2 separate regions of the Homo sapiens genome follow, and region 1 is linked to region 2. Evidence: read pairs that join two places in POLR2A ChIA-PET (ENCODE). Cell type or tissue: Panc1. All regions are shown on one strand. Links, peaks and the distances in the headings refer to the core of each region. The heading gives the core; the rest is flanking DNA. Region 1 overlaps LACTB (lactamase beta). Region 2 overlaps RAB8B (RAB8B, member RAS oncogene family).

What was found. ChIA-PET counts read pairs that join two places held together with the same protein. Peaks named below come from ENCODE experiments on the same cell type or tissue, not always from the same donor. Only the 100,000 strongest peaks of a DNase experiment are listed, where the experiment ranks them.
Region 1: POLR2A ChIA-PET joins it to region 2 with 9 read pairs; 4 of 35 experiments call an interaction of 5 or more read pairs at or near these places.

What each region holds. Positions count from the first base shown.
Region 1 is chr15:63,133,108-63,138,322 of GRCh38, reverse strand. All of the region lies in intron 5 of LACTB (lactamase beta), which reads right to left. Among named protein-coding and RNA genes, the nearest start is that of LACTB, 14 kb to the right of the region's middle. In Panc1, for the core only: no CTCF peak of the experiment used is centred there; a DNase peak (open chromatin) is centred at 2,342.
Region 2 is chr15:63,215,992-63,221,492 of GRCh38, reverse strand. All of the region lies in intron 1 of RAB8B (RAB8B, member RAS oncogene family), which reads right to left. Among named protein-coding and RNA genes, the nearest start is that of RAB8B, 29 kb to the right of the region's middle. In Panc1, for the core only: no CTCF peak of the experiment used is centred there; no DNase peak of the experiment used is centred there.

The DNA.
Region 1 (5,215 bases), core at 1-5,000, 83 kb after region 2:
AATACTTTTTTTCAAGGGTGGGGGGACAGGGTCTCACTCTGTCACCCAGGCTGGAGTGCAGTGGTGTGATCCCAGGCTCAGGTAATCCCCCACCTCAGCCTCCTGAGTAGCTGGCACTACAGGCACACACAACCTTGCCTGGCTAATTTTTGTATTTTTTGTAGAGAGAGGGTTTTGCCATGTTGCTTAGGGTGGTCTCGAACTCCTGGGCTCAAGTGATCCACCTGCCTCCACCTCCCAAAGTGCTGTGATTACAGGCATGAGCCACTGCGCCCAGCCTTATTTTTAAAATGCTTCTTAAATGTCTTTAGAGACAATATTCATCACTTGGTATTTATTGTTATAAGAAGTTTGAAAACCAACATAATTTCAAATGCATGTTATAAAAACAATCCCACTTTAACATTTAGTATTAACATTTGAATTGAACTACCAGTAGAGAGTCTGTCAGCTAAAGGCATGAAAAAGAGCTTGATATGGAACAATTCTTAATTCTAGAAGACACTTTAGAAATAGAAGGTAAAGGCCATATTTATACTGTCAAAATACAGCCAAAGTTGAGAGAAGGTGGGGGATGGTTAACGGGTACAAAAGAAACATAAATAATCAATAAGATCCAGTATTTGAGAATACAACATGGTGATTATGGTCAATAAAAATTGTACATTTTAAAATAACTAAAAGAGTAGGATTGGATCATTTGTAACACAAAGGATAAATACTTGAGGGGATGGATAACTCATTTTACACGAGTGATTGTTTTGCAGTGCATGCCTGTATCAAAACATCTCACGTACCCCATAAATATATACAGCTGCTATGTACCCATAAAAATTGAAATTAAAAATTTTAAACATTAAAAAATGCAGCAAACACTCCAGAAAATATTCATTTTATTTGGTTTTCATCCCATCTAGTTATAAAATTAGAAATTTTTGTTGCAAACATTGTGCCAAACACATAAAAAATATGGCCAAGTTCTAATAATAAGCCGAGGCATTGACTGAGGATTCCCCTATCAACAAATTGAGTGTCTTTCAGTGGCAAGAACATTCACTGAGCTCCTTTGTGATGTTCACTTACTGGGTTATTTAGTGTACTTGCCTATACAGAGTATATTTGCTACACAGAATCAGTATAGTTATGTGCCTAAACAGAAACAGTGTCCCCACTGTTCCATTTAAGAAAATCCCAATTTTATTCAAGACAACAACATATCCAGTTAAAAACAATTCTCTTGCCTCCCTTACAGCTAAGTGTGATGTTGTGACTCAAATCTGAGCAAAAGAATTTAAGTGCTATTGTGAGGTGGGATTCTGGTGAGATACTTTTAAACAGGTGACAGACACCGTATGGTACTATTTTAAACACATGCATAAACACACAGAGAAGTGATAAAGAAGAGAAATATTTACTCCTGGAAACATAGTAACTCTAAAAAGCCTTAGTCAGGATATTATAAACAGGTTTATGGTTATACCCAACAAGTCAGTAGACTACATAACGAAGCTGGAAACATTTTTTTCCCCTCAAAATGGTACCATAAAACAAATGAATCCAAACATATATATTTATTAAGTTTTACTTCAAGGTTTTATTTTTGCCTGTATCTTTGAAGAGATTCCTTTTACTCCCTGAACTCCCCCAAAAAGCTGGTGCCTTTAAACTCCTTTAAAATAATTATTACAAAAAAGAATCAGAGTTGAGTTTTAGAGGCCCAAATAGATACTGTATCAAATAAAATAAATAAAGCAAACAGACAAAACATTTTCCTAGGTAACAATATTTCCTCTTTTAGTGCCCTATTTTATTTCAGCAGCCCATTTTATCTAACTAAAATGAATCAACTACCCTTTAGAACCATCGAGAACTACCAAAAATTAAAACAAGACAAAACAAAAAAACCAAACCAAAAGCATCTCAGAGCTGATAGGGACCCTTAACACTAGAGATAGAAACCCATCGCCTTTTTTCAAAGAATAGAAAATAAAATGAGCTAGGCTCACGCCTGTAATCCCAACACTTTGGGAGGCTGAGGAGGGAGGATCATTTGAGGTCAGGAGATCAGCCTGGGAAACACAGCAAGATCTCATCTCTACAAAAAAATTTAAAAATCAGCCAGGTGTGGTGGCACACATCTGTAGTTCCAGCTACTTGGAAGGCTGATACAGGAGGATCACTTGAGCCAGGGAGTTCAAGGCTGCAGTGAGGTATGATTGTGCCACTGCATTCCTGCCTAGGCAACAGAGTGAGATCTTGTCTCAAAAAAAAAAAAAAAAAGAAAAGAAAATGAAATTGACTCACCATCATATGGCATATTTTGATTTTTGCGCAAGTCACAAGTTAATTACTCATCAAGAAAACAGGAAATAATAGCTGCTCTGCAGTCTGCACATTCACAGAGACTTAATTTCTAGCTTAGAAAAGAGGCTCAATGAGTGGACATAACGTCCTTCTCCCCCTTATACACAGAGCTAGACGTCCATTTTCAAACTTTCAGATGTCTAGATCTAAATCATAGTAAGGTCATACATCCATGCCATCTTTACTAGAGAATCTTTTTTTAGATTCAACTGACAACTTCTGGTATTTGTCTTTTGTTTTTGAGACAGGGTCTCATTCCATCATCAGGTTAGAGTGCAGTGGCATGATCACAGCTCACTGCGGCATCAACTTCCTGGGCTCAGGTGATCCTCCCCGCTCAGCCTCCAAGTAGCTGGGACTACAGGCGCATGCCACCATGCCCGGCTGATTTTTTTTGTATTGTCTGACAGGGTTTCACCATGTTGCCCAGGCTGGTCTTGAACACCGAGGCTCAAGCAATCCACCCCTCTTGGCCTCCCAATGGTATTTATCATTTTTCTTGTGCTTTCCAGTAAAATATAATGCTAGATCCAAAAATAATAAACACAAAGAGTCTGAAGTAGTTGAGAACCACAGGCCATTTAAAAAATTAAAATTCATTGCTTGTTGCTAATCTAATTTATTTTGGGTCCCCAAGAAATCTCTTTTAGGCCACAAACTGATTTGCAATGCATATTTAATCCTTTTAAATAAGCTGATAATTGAACAATTATAATTTAAATACAACAGAAGATTGAACAAAACTAGTATGTAGATAAGAACACAAAGCTAAAAAATTTTCCAAAAAAAGCCACCATTTCATCTATTTCTTTATAAAGTACAATTAAACCATTTGTAAAGCATGTACTAATGGAAATATGCAAGGTAAAAGTAATAGTTGATTTGTTAAATGTGCTACCTTTCTAACAAATCAAATAATAAAATGGAAAATAAAATATAACTGTAAAATTCCTATCAGTAATTAACATTCAAAATTCTCTTCCAAAGCCCCTTTCACAAATTACTAGCAAAAATTATAATAAAATTTTAGTTTGACATAGTCCACTGAATGGCTTTCAAACTTTTTTTTTAACCTCAACCCACAGTGAGGAATATATTTCTCCTTTTGACTGAATGAAAACACACACACACACACACACACACACATCACACACACATCACACCCTTCTAAAACAGAAGTTTTATGGAGCAACACAGTGGCCAGTGGCATAGATGGCTGGTTGTTCACAAAATTGACTCTTCTTCATTAGTAATAAAGTAAAGCAAGGCACATGCCTGCTCAGCTACAAATTACATTTCTCAGCCTCCCTTGTCGCAAAGTGTGACCATACAGCTAAGTTTTTGCCAACAGAAGGTGGACAGAAATGAAGTGTGACACTTGCAAGTCTGGAGACCTTAAGGCCCTGAGTACATGCTCCATACCCTTTCTCTTTTCAGGAGGCTGGGGCACCTGCAGGGCTGTGATTGAGCTTCAGGTGTACAGACAGGGACACCACTGTGGAGAGAGGAGCAGTAAGATGGATGAATCTGGCCTCTTAAAGGCTTGTGGGGAACCAATCAGAACAGCTCACCTCAGGAATGCTGCAAGGGGGAATTAAACTTTTATTTTCCTCACGCCACTGCATTTTGGTGCCCCTTTAATGCAGCAGCCTAACCTTTATCCCAAAGCTTATATTTACCTTTACTACCTGCAATGTACTTTATCATATTCTATTCTATTTTTTTCCATTAAAAAAAAAGAAATCCTGGTACTCAACCCACTAAACTGATTTTCCAACTCAATAATTGGACATACAAACCTACAGTTTGAAAACCACTATGGTATGAAGAGAGAGGAGTAAACAGATAAAAATCAGTAAAGAATACAAATACTTAAAAAACTGAATTAATTCTGACCACAAATAATCAAGATATAACTCAACTGGCCATTTTATAAACTTCTGACTCACCCTCCTAACATTTGACACAACTGCCCTTTCATAAGTATTTTGTTCTTTCTGAATTAAAGTATTTTTGAAAAGTTACCAAGTATTTGCTTTCCAAATACTTTTTCCTCTAATAATAAAACCCCAAATTACTTTAAAAAGTCAAACAAATCTTTATCGCATTTGCTAATACTGTGTCTCAAATTTTTCTCTACAAAATAAGCTCAAATGTTTATAATTTTAAAATTCAATACTTCCATGTGTGTTTTTTGAAGTATACCAGTTCAGACAAGAAATCTGTATTTAGTTCACATTACTTTAATCCTGTCTCATCTCAGCTGAACATGGAAATTTTTTAGCACTTTCATATAGTCTTGTGCTTGTTTTATTTAATTAACTAAGTAATTAATTAACGTTTAGAGACAGGATCTTGCTTTGTCACCCAGGCTGGAGAGCAGGGTATAATCATAGCTCACTGCAGCCTGAAACTCCAGGGCTCAAGTGATCCTCTCCTCCTGATTAACTAGGACCGCAGGTGTGCGCTACTATGCCCGCCTAATTTTTTAAAGAATTTTTGTAGGGATGGGGTCTCACTCTGTTGCCAAGGCTGGTCTCAAACTCCTGGCCTCAAATGATCCTCCTGCCTTGGCCTCTCAAAGTGCTGGGATTACAGGCATGAGCCACACAGCACCTGGCCAGAGTTATTTTAGATTATGTAAATTAGTAGTTAAAACTCTAAGTCATAGAAAATGTCTCCATAAGAGAAAGCATAAATTAAAATATAAAATTTGTAAAGGCTAAAAAGCTGACTAAACCCTTTCCTATTATAGTGGTAAATGAATCAAATATGAAATTATATAAAATCATAGCATTTTTCACTCCTAAGGGTAAAAATTCTAGTTAACTTGTCAAAATCTGTTCTAAAG
Region 2 (5,501 bases), core at 229-5,228:
GTTGCCAAGCCCTAAGCCAGAGCAGTACTAATATAGCTCAAAGGTAACCACTGACATGGCCATTCAAGCTTTTTGCTTATAATACTTCTAGCACAGTACTAGCTTCCATCATAATACATACAGTATAGCTTCATTAGTTATTTATAATCCCTCCCTTCTCCCAAAGTAGACTGTATGCACCACAGGATACTGGATACCTTTTTAGTTTATGTAACTCTACAATTACCCATCTTAAAATATATGGCCCCATCCAACATATCCAACATTATTTTTCACAATTCCTCAGCATAAAACCTCAGAAATGCCTCTTTCATGCTCTGTGGTATTCCCTGCCTCTAAGCATTTTTCAAGATCTCCCCATTGTCTGGAACATTCTCCATCCTTTCCATCTGAATCCTGAAAGTGCCTCAAGATTCAGAAACTCTACCTCCTCTGTCCTCCAGTTATTCCAGCCAACTCTGCTCACTCTCTACCCTAAACTCCTACAGAATTTAGAATGCATATCATTATGCATGTGGCAATTAATTATTTTTGTTGTTTCATTTAAGTTTTACCTTCCCAATTACACTTGAGCAGAGGATCTAGCACTGTATACGGCTGATTAAATAAGTGCCTGATAAATGTTTAAAGGAATAAATGAAAGATAAACCCTTTTTAAAAAAAAGCAGGAGCCTCATCTTTTACTTACAGTACTTCATTTGGAACCTCCCTCCTGTTTGCCAAGCAAGTAACAGGCACTCAATAAACATTTCTTGACACTGATCAATTACTTTGGAATACAATCAGGTTTACATATGTCTAGATTGATCCTACTGGAATGAATCTTAATGGCTGGCAAATTAAGTTACATATTTGGGTAACTTTAAGTGATAAAACAAAAAAGTGAAACACAAAAAACACTAAAATATGAAACCACTGAAAGTTTCAAAAAATACCACTTGACTCTTACTCCTCCTTACTCTTATATGTGCAGTGAACACTGTACTCTCTTCTATTCTCATGTTCTTGTCCTACTGTCTTTCCCTCCATTTAAAAAAAAAAAGTTGGTCTGTACACAGTAAATTGACTTCATGACCCAATAAAGGGTTGCAATCCATATTAAAAACACCGGCCTAAAGAACATTCTAGAATAATTTTCTTAAATTATTAAGTACAAATGACAAAACAGTACTAAGCATACATAAAGTAGATGTCTTCATTTTAGAATGAAGAAAAGGCAACAATGCAGTCTCTTCTAGAGAAATGAAATAGAACGAAAGGTTCTGCTACCATTGTCTCAATTCTAACCACGTTAACTTAGACAGGTTTAGGGGTTCGGGTGATTTTTAAAAATTCAACACACTGAAATAAATAGCAATTTTGTAATTATATTAAAAGGCCTGATATAAGGGCTAACACTGAAGTGGGGGGAAATAATTGGATATTTCATATTGGTTAGAAAGTCTTACTTTCTTCAGAAACCATAGTTTTCTTAACACTTGGACAACAATCACAAAACCAAATGTTGTGGATGTCTCTACGTTGTGTGGGAACTTCTACCATTGTTCCAACAACTAGAATGGCTTCCAGAGTCCATGTAGAAAGAGTAGAAAGCAGAAAACCAAAAAAGAAGAGAGATAATAGACTCATTACCCAAGAGACCCTCTCAAAAACACAGCCAGTTAAGCCAGCAGTGGAAGCCTTCCATCAATATAGGCTCAATAGTAAAAGACCCAGTTTTCTTTCATGGAAAAAAAGGGATCTGTCTGATCAAATACAGCCTCCATAGAATTGGTTTTTCTAAAAAATGAGACAAGTCTTCAGTGGCAAACTGCCCCACAGCAGTGGCTTTCTGCCTTTTTTAACCCACTGGTAAGAAATAATTTTTATATAACAACACATTCCACATATATACATACTTACATAACTGAAACAAAAGTTTTATGAAATAGCACTTGACCCTTACTCCTTGTTACTCTTACATGTGCAGTGGACTCTGTGTTCTCTTATCTGTTGTCATGTTCTTGTCTGTTCTCTTTCCCTCCATTTAAAAAAAAAAAAAAAAGTTGGTCTGGACACAGTAAATTGACTTCATGACCCAGTAATGGGTTGCAACCCATATTGAAAACATTGGCTTAAAGAACATCCTGGAAGTCAAGTAAAGGTCACATTCTCTCTCTCGATCTCTTTCTCTCTTTCTTTCTTTTTTTTTTTTTTTGATGGGAGTCTCGCTCCTTTGCCAGGCTGGAGTGCAGTGGCGTGATCTCAGCTCACTACAATCTCTGCCTCCCAAGTTCAAGCAATTCCCCTGCCTCAGCCTCCTGAGTAACTGGGACTACAGGCGCGTGCCACCACCCCGGCTAAATTTTTGTATTTTAGTGGAGACGGGGTTTCACCGTGTTGGCCAGGATGGCCTCGACCTTCTGACCTCGTGATCTACCCACCTCAGTCTCCCGGCACCTGGTGATCTCTTTCCTTCTAAAAAAAAAAAAAAAAAAAAAAAAAAAAATCCACTGCTGGAAGAAAAGATCATTTTAGCTTCACTTTTTAGTGAGAGAGAGAAAAATGACAACTTCAGGGTCTTGTATATAGCTGCCCCTAAAATATTTGTTAAACTTAAGAGGCTAAAGTGTTTTTTTTTCTTCCTATTTTGTGAGTAAAGTAACATATTAACAAGCAGGGAGGCTAAGATTTAAAGGAAAAAAGGAGAATTCCAATAATGGAAATACTGCTTGAGCAACATGCCCAATATTTTGAATATGACATTGCCGGGAATTCCTGTATCACCTGAGATACTTTGATTTATCAGCCTAAGGCCAAGAAACAAAAGAGAGAAACGCCCATCACAAAAGGCCAGAAGAGTTCAGTAGTGTGGTAACTGACATCATTTCAAATGAATGAAGTGGGACTATGCCCTTTAAATGAGGAAATAATTGCCTGCAAAATAAATGACTCCAGCTTAAAACAATCCAGAATGTCTAAAGCACAAACTCTTAGAACAAAATGCAGCCAAACAAAATGAGCTTCAGATTAGATAACCCCGTATAGTGGAGTCCAACGATATTCTTCAAGATACTCTCCTGAGATCCCTGCTCAGCAGATAATGATGCTGACAGCTATAATGGGATAGGCTATCATTAATAAAAATAGCTAGCACTTCTTAAGGACCCACTTAAGGCCAGGCACTGTGATAGGTACTGAATATTCCTTATCACTATTCTCATAACAAGTCTGCAAGGGGGCTTTAATCCCCATTTAACGTAAGAGGAAACAGAGGTCCAGATAAGTAACTTGCTTATACTTGTAGAAAGTGATAAAACTGGGATAATGAACTCAACTGTTATATTTTAAACCTTCACCTCCCATTGGTGCATTTCTTTTGCCAACATAAGGGTAGAAGCATAAAAAAAAAAGAACAGATAACCACATGTACAACATACATGGAGCAATAGGAAGGAAGTGAGGAAGGGGAAAAAAGGCAAAAAGGAACTGGTCCTTTTAAATAAGAAAGACATTATTTCAGAAAATGGCAGCTTCGCTTAGTTTGGAACCTAAGCTTTAGCTCTATAGTTCTAAGTGTCTATTTTAACAGCAGTTATTACTATGTGAGCTCTGTACTCTCAATCTAGGGAAAAGAATCTTGCCACTAGAAGAATAATTTTAAAGTGAGAGTCTGCTTTTGATACAAATATTTGATATAGATACTAAGTGGAATAAACATAGCGATCTACCCTTCTCTCTCCCGAAAAACTGTCTTTATCACGTTTTACTTTAAATTGTTTAGATTTTCCTCAAATTAAAAAGACAAGCTAAAGGTAATAAAATATTATTAAAGGCAATGCTTTAATTATACAGCATGGAAACCACTCATTTGCACAATGAGCATTTTATAGCTGAATGAAACTCTTCTCAAGCTTGGGGAAAACACTCAGAGGTATTCAAAATAATTAGTCCTTTGATCCTTCATTTGGTTTCAAATGGCCATAAGTGACTCTCCAAACTTGGTCAAGGATCTGGAGTTATTATACACAGTACCACCCAACAATCGTCTTGGTTAAGGCTTTCTCACTGACCCAAAAACATGGCACATGGTGAAAAACATTTTCCTTAAATGTCTAAATTGCTGCTGGAATAAATACTAGAAATGATTAGAAAGTTCCAATGGAAAAACCCCATATTCCATTCAATATTTTTAAATGTAAAGGACGTTTATTTTTGCATCTTTTACACAAAAAGAAAGTAATTATATAGAACAATCCTAACTCCATTACGCTTATTCCTCAAACCATTAGGCCCTCGTATGTACCATCTTTTCATTAGTCTCTTCGAAGTACATTTGAATTCCTTTTATCTGACTAATCATACATTAATCATATATGATTTATCTAATGAGATATCTGATTATTCTTTCTAAAGATGAAGGAAACTACCATGAGCTCAGAGGATATAAGGAAATGAAATGAAAGAAAATTAGATTCAGTGGAACTAAGAGAAACATAGATGTAATCAACCCATGTGCATCTAGTCAGAGGCCAACTTCTCTCTAGCAAAAGTCCCCCAGTGTGTTAGCAACAGAGACTACTGCACTGATACCACTTTATGACTAAAAAAGGAGGAATACTTTACAAGTCAAAACTTTTTTTTTTTTTTTTTTGAGACAGAGTCTCACTCTGTCACCCAGGCTGGAGTGCAGCGGCATGATCTCAGCTCACTGCAACCTCTGCCTCCCAGGTTCAAGCGATTCTCCTGTCTCAGCCTCCCAAAGAGCTGGGACTACAGGTGCACACCACCATGCCCGACTAATTTTTGTATTTTTAGTAGAGACAGGGTTTCATCATATTGGCCAGGCTGGTCTCGAACTCCTGCCTTGTGATCTGCCCGCCTTGGCCTCCCAAAGTGCTGGGATTACAGGCGTGAGCCACCGAGACAAGCCACAAGTCAGAACTTTTAAATCAGTGGTACTGAACATTTAAAAGTTGGATTGAGGCCAGGCACAGTGGCTCACGCCTGTAATCCCAGCACTTTGGCAGGCCAAGGCAGGTGGACTGCTCGAGCTCACGAGTTCAAGACCAACCTGGACAACATGGTGAAACCCCAGTTCTACTAAAATACAAAAAATTAGCCGGGTGTTATGGTGTGCGCCTGTAGTCCCAGATACTTGGGAGGTTGAGGCAGGAGAATTGCATGAAACCAGGAGGCGGAGGTTGCAGTGAGCCAAGATTGTGCCGCTGCACTCCAGTGGGGGAGACAGAGCAAGACTCTGTCTCCAAAAAAAAAAATAATAATTAATTAATTAATTAATTAATTAATTAAAGTAAAAGTTGGATTGAAACATTTATATGGATGTTAAAAGAGAGGAGAAATCACAGTAGATAATATATATGAAAAATTATAGAGAAGAAAAACACATCATATGGTGCTAAGATGCTAATTATGGACTCTTGAATAGGGTAATTTTCTTTAATTTTTCTTTTTTTTGAGACGGTCTCATTCTGCTGCCCAGACTGGAGTGCAGTGACACA